Regions from separate parts of the Mus musculus genome. Here region 1 is linked to region 2. The links are chromatin loops, found by intact Hi-C in ENCODE. Cell type or tissue: gastrocnemius. All regions are shown on one strand. Links, peaks and the distances in the headings refer to the core of each region. The heading gives the core; the rest is flanking DNA.

Evidence for each region. A loop is a pair of places that touch in the nucleus more often than their neighbours do. Peaks named below come from ENCODE experiments on the same cell type or tissue, not always from the same donor. Only the 100,000 strongest peaks of a DNase experiment are listed, where the experiment ranks them.
Region 1: a loop joins it to region 2, with 2.6 times the contacts of the local background. A loop is called at or near these places in 1 of 42 quality-filtered maps.

Annotation. Positions count from the first base shown.
Region 1 is chr7:80,319,180-80,322,087 of GRCm38, reverse strand. It overlaps Rccd1 (RCC1 domain containing 1), which reads left to right. Exons shown (of 9, transcript NM_173445.4): 2 at 745-811; 3 at 907-1,226; 4 at 1,390-1,786; 5 at 1,875-1,996; 6 at 2,747-2,842. The coding sequence starts at 1,058. Among named protein-coding and RNA genes, the nearest start is that of Rccd1, 3.8 kb to the left of the region's middle. In gastrocnemius, for the core only: no CTCF peak of the experiment used is centred there; a DNase peak (open chromatin) is centred at 1,747.
Region 2 is chr7:80,244,612-80,247,519 of GRCm38, reverse strand. Ttll13 (tubulin tyrosine ligase-like family, member 13) reads right to left here and starts at 1,144. Exons shown (of 15, transcript NM_177765.3): 1 at 857-1,144; 2 at 1-236. The coding sequence starts at 225. In gastrocnemius, for the core only: CTCF peaks have their summits at 1,016 and 1,216; a DNase peak (open chromatin) is centred at 1,174; H3K4me3 peaks cover 1,125 bases; H3K27ac peaks cover 1,080 bases.

The sequences.
Region 1 (2,908 bases), core at 203-2,702, 75 kb before region 2:
CCCTGCCTCACATTAAAAGGGTGTGGGGAAGCTTAGTGGTGAAGGGCACTGCTGTTCTTGCGGAAGACCTGGGTTCAGGTCTAGCACCCACATGATGGCTCACACTCCAGTACCAGAGGGTCTGATGCCCTCTTCTGCCCTTTAGTAACACCAGACACAAACATGGTGCACAGACAGACATGCAGGAAAAACATCTCTACACATATTGTAAAATAAATCTTTTATTTTATTATTTTATTTTCTGTGCATGCTTTTTTGCCTGCATGTGTGTCTGTGTATGGGTGTAGGATGCCCTGGAACGGGACTTAGAGACAGCTGTGAGCTGCTTTGTGGGTGCTGGGAATTGAACCTGGGTCCTCTGGAAGAGCAGCCAATGTTCTTAACCACTGAGTCGTCTCTCCAGTCCAAAATAATAAATCCTTTTTTTTTTAACCACTTCTTTTTTTAAAACCATTTTAAAAAAAAAGCTATTTATTTGTTTTATGTGTTTGAGTACACTGTAACTGTCTTCAGACACCAGAAGAGGGCATTGGATCCCATTGCATATTGATTGTGAGCCACCATGTGGTTGCTGGGAATTGAACTCAGGACCTCTGGAAGAACAGTCAGTGCTCTTAACCGCTGAGATGTCTCTCCAGCCCCACCCCACCCCCCAACCCCAAATAATAAATCTTAAAAAAAATTTTTTTTCTTGCCTTGAATACAAGTTTGACTTAAAAGACACATACTTAATATTTCTTACAGCTGTACGCTGGATTTGAGCCAAAAGTAGAAGTGGTCAGCTGCAGACAGTTCAGCAGTCAAAAATCTGGTAGGACCTTTGGCCAAAGCTCTGCTCCGTGGACAGTAGTGGGATGGACTCCGTTTGCCCGGTGATTAGGATGGCATACTGTCTCTATTTTACAGGTAGTGCAACTTCAGCCCCCTGGAAGGCAGGATTTGCCAGCGTTCCTAAGGTGTCCTGTTTGCAAGAGTCTCCTTGGTTTGCAACCTTAATCTTGCATCCCTTAATCCACACCACAGCCAAGTGTCCACCCACAGAGGGCTCAACCTGGACATGGCCGAGAAACGGCACGGAGCCTGGTTCGGCTTTGGTTTCTGTGGCTTCGGGCAAGCGCTGGGTTCTGGGAACAGCCACCATTCAGTGTACAGTCCTGAACCACTGCATGCCAGTGATGATATTTGCCAAGTGAGCGCAGGCTGGAGCTACACTGCCCTGGTGACCCGTGAGTGCCCTCACAATCCCAACTCCAGACCTGTATCATGTATACCTGCCCAACCCTCCTAACATGCCAGTCCAGAAATACCCAACACCCGTACACCCTTACTCGGGCAGCCTCGAGCTTCCCAGGTCCATGGCATGCGTCCCTCCCAACTCTGCCCACACAGGTGGAGGCCGGGTGGAATTGTCAGGTTCTGTGAGCGGTGCAGCAGACGGCTGCAGGGACGTGTGGGCTTCGGAGGAACTCCTGGTGCTGCTACGCAACAAGGGCGGCTCCAGCACGGAAGTGCAGGCCTGGGTACCAGGTTCTGCGTTACAGGGGGAGCCCCTCTGGGTCCAGAACTTGGTTTCTGGGGCAAAGGGCCAAGGGGAAGATGAACCCAGCAGGGAGTCTAGGATGGGGACCCTGCCGTTGCTACCCTGCGCCCGTGCCTATGTGACCCCAGAACCACCCTTCTGCCAGCCTCTGGCCCCAGAGCTGCGGGTCCGCCAGCTGGAGCTGGGAGCTGAGCATGTGCTGCTGTTGTGCGCAGCTGGCCAGGTGTTCTCCTGGGGTGCGGGCAGGTGAGGACCGGCTGGTTGTGACGTGGCGGAGCTCAAGGAGAGGCTCTCTTGGATGGACCTGTAGCTGATTAGGGACGCCTTTGATCAGGCATGGACAGCTGGGCCACGGGACTCTGGAGGCAGAACTAGAGCCAAGACTGTTGGAGGCACTGCAGGGCCTGCGGATGGCTAAGGTGGCTGCAGGTGGCTGGCACTCTGTGTGTTTGAGTGGTGAGTGACTCGGGGCGGCTCCAAACAAGCTGGAGGGCTTGGCCCCGCCTTCCTCTTGCTCTGTTTTTGTGGGCGGTCTAGCCCAGGCCTCATTCCACGCTCAGTCCAGCTCAGTCATCCCTGAGTCTTCAGTGTTTCCAGATTTAGCCTGTTACTCCACCACCCTCTTACACCTCCACTCATCTGGTTACTGCCTGTCTTTGTTACTGAGCTCTTCACTACCCCCATCCATCTAAAATACTCCCGAAGGTCAGCACACTTCTGCAGGGGAAATGGTAAGAGACAGCTCAGCCAGGAAGAATGGAGAAGGCTGCCTATGCCCCGGTAGCCATGGTGGATGGCAGAGAGGTGTGCCTTGGTCCACAGTGTGTGGCCTAGGGCTTTTGTGTATTGGGTCCATCTTGGTGGGAAGGCTGAGACAAAAGAACTTCAGCCTGGAGTTAGCCAAAGAAAAGCTGGGCATGGTAGTTCGTGCCTGTAGTGCCAGGATTCAGGAAGGTTGGGGATTTTGAGGCCTGCCAGAGAGGTACATGGTAAGGTTTGGGAAAAGGGGAAGGGGAGAAGGGGTGTGTATGGGCAGGGATCTAAGACAGGGAAGCAGCGGGACTTGGTATGGGCATCCTTGATGGACGGGTGCTTTAGGGTACCCTTTACTCGCTCCTAGGAACAGGTAATGGGGATGTTTAGAGGAGGTGGGGTGGGTGAAAGGGTCCCACAGTGTGCTTCATGGATTCTCTTGGTCTCTTGCAGAAACGGGGGATATTTATATCTGGGGCTGGAATGAGTCAGGGCAGCTGGCCCTGCCCACAAGGAGTGGGACAGAGAACAAAGCAGAGAGAGAGGAAGGTAAGGTCCCCCTCTAGGATGTCCTTCCCTGCTCATTTACTGTGTGCTGGACACTGAGAATCATCC
Region 2 (2,908 bases), core at 170-2,669:
TTCCAAATCATCTGTGTCTGTTGCACTTAATATTTTCTTTGGAATTTTCTTGGCTACAACCGATAAGGCAACCCCATTCTCAAATTCTTTATAGTCAGCCTTTCTAAGTGCCTGCTGGGTAGAGTTGGGGGTGGTAGATTCCTCTCTAACACATTCTTCCTCAGATTCTTCTTCCTCAATATCATCTTCCTCAGATTCACTGGTCTTACAGTTATTGGGCTCCATCCTCTCAGATTCTAAGGGGAAAGGGATAGGAATAAATATTTATCAGACCTTTCTCCGGGCCCAGGAAGTCCTGCAGGAATTTACCCGGAGCGCCTTTACGGTGCTAGAATGAAATGTTGCCCTTTTAGATCAACCCTACTGTAGAATAGGTTGTTTCCAAGTAGAGGGCTGTGGGGAGGAAGCATGGGGGGCTGATAAGATATAAGTGTGCAGTGCAGAATAGAGTTGACAGGAACCACCACCGCGGCTGTTTTGTTTCCTGAAGGGGAAGAAAGGTGGCTGACAGAACTGGAGAAGTCTGCTTTAAAACACAGCTGTAGAGGGCTGGAGAGATGGCTCAGTGATTAAGAGCACCGACTGCTCTTCCAAAGGTCCTGAGTTCAAATCCCAGCAACCACATGGTGGCTCACAACCATCCAGTGTACTCACATATAATAAATAAATCTTTAAAAAAAAATAAAATAAGATACAGCTGTAAATCAAAGGTTATCAATCAAAGGTTATCGGCCGGCGATTTCCCTGAGCCAGAACTCAGTTTCCCTACGTGAACGCGTTTGGGGTTGGGCCTCTAATAGCTAAGACTCTTTGGGTTACAATAGAGGAAAGGAAACCCACGGCAGACACTGCCCACCCGAGGTTTCGAGGAGAGCTCAGGGGCTGCTGGAGCTGCCCCTATCGGCTCGGGGCTGGACTCAGCTGGTCGCTCATGGCCGCCGCTCGTTCGCTGCGGCTCTTCCTGGGCGTTGCTGGACGTCGGGGACCTTCTCGTCGTTCCACAGGACTGTCTGTCCCCGCTGTCGCGAGGGGGAGCCCGCTCCCCCTCGGGGTTAACTCCTGGCTCCGAGATCCTGGCGGCGGCGGCGACTTCTTAAGCAAGCAGACGGCCGCCGCCGCCGCCGTCGCTATGGACACGAAGGCCGCCCCTATTGCAGTAGCGTTCTGGGGGCGTGGCTTTCCCGGGAACCACACCCACTTTGGCGCCAGTAGAAGCCATCTTGGCCCCCTAGCTGTCTGCATTTGCCGGGTGCGTCTAGAGGTCCGAGTGTACGTGAACGGCCGAGACGTATTTTTCCAACGCATTATGGGATTTGTAGTCCTCCCATATTGGGGCGGGTTCCACCTTTTCTGCTCCACTTTTCCTGGAATCCTATGGCCAACCCAAATATGTTTATGTTTGGGACAAAATAGCTGCTTGTGGTTCTTCCACATTTAGAAATGATGCTATAAAAAAATTCCTGCCCTTAACAGGGACAGCTGCGATAAGAACACATGCCTTCCAATGTTTCATTCACTAGCTCCATTAGCAAATTACAGAATAAGGCCAGCAAGGTGGCTCAGCGGACCAAAATGATAGCTGACAAGTCAGGGGGACATGAGTTCGACCTCCAGAACCCACATGGTGGAAGAAGAAAACAATACATTGTCCTCTCACCCCTACACCCATAACTTGATGTGGTACCCACAACCATAAATACTTTTGTAACCTCAAGAAAATGAAATAACAGAATGACCTCATTCAATTTCTCTGTCACTGTTGCCTTCCTATAACCTGGCATCCCTGCCCCCCACTTTGAATTTCATTAGCTTTCTTCACCAAACCCAACCCAACATATGATTCAGATTATTTTGTTGTAGCAAAATCCAGAGAATTTTGGATTATTATTATTATTATTATTCATAAAAAGACAAACATTAGCCGGGCATGGTGGTGCACGCCTTTAATCCCAGAACTTGGGAGGCAGAGGCAGGCAGATTTCTGAGTTCGAGGCCAGTCTGGTCTACAGAGTGAGTTCCAGGACAGCCAGGGCTATACAGAGAAACCCTGTCTCGAAAAACCTTAAACAAAAAATTGCAGAAACTACATTGAAGTGGAAATTTTCTTGGGGGGGGGGGGGACTCAGTTATGTCACGAGATGTTTTGCTGAAGCAGAGACAGGTGAGAATGTCTTTCTGAAGCAGGAAGGAAAAGGACGTGTGATGAGTAGAAAGAATATAAATATACTCCACAGACAGTGTGACAAGGCTCTTGCATTGGTTCGCCTTGCACTGACTTGCTGATCTTCCCTTGTCTTGACTTCATAGAGACTGGCTTGCCACAGAACTTTCTGTGATATTCAGGTGACTTCTTGCCGCTTGCTTCTGCTGACTTCTGCTGACCTGTGGAGCCTCTCTCTCAATTTCTTCTGGATCGACCGCTGCTACTGACGCCTGTTTGATGTTTGCCAGTAAGGCTGGACTGCTGCTATTGACTCATGTTAATTGTTTTGGACTGGGCTGATGATATTCTAACAACAGAGATTTCCCAATCTCCCCAAAGAACTACTTCTAAACAGGTCCACAGCCCTCATTTCCTACTAACCTTTTTATCCCCCCTACTTCTGATAGGTGGACTAGAAGGATGTTGAAGCATTCAAGAATACAAAGTAGGTTTTGAAAAATCTAAGCCTATAGTACAAGGATATGAATATCTGCTTACTCTGTAGTACTGAGAATTTGGTAAAGTAACCGGTTACACAGTAACAAAAGGTTTTTCATTCTTAAAAATTCACAAATGTTTGTATTTTATGTGTATAAGTTTTTACCGCATTCTTGTTTGGTGCCTGTGTAAGTCAGAAGAGAATGTCAGATCCTTTGGGACTGGAGTTATACATGGCTGTGAGCCACCTTTGGGACTGATGGGAAC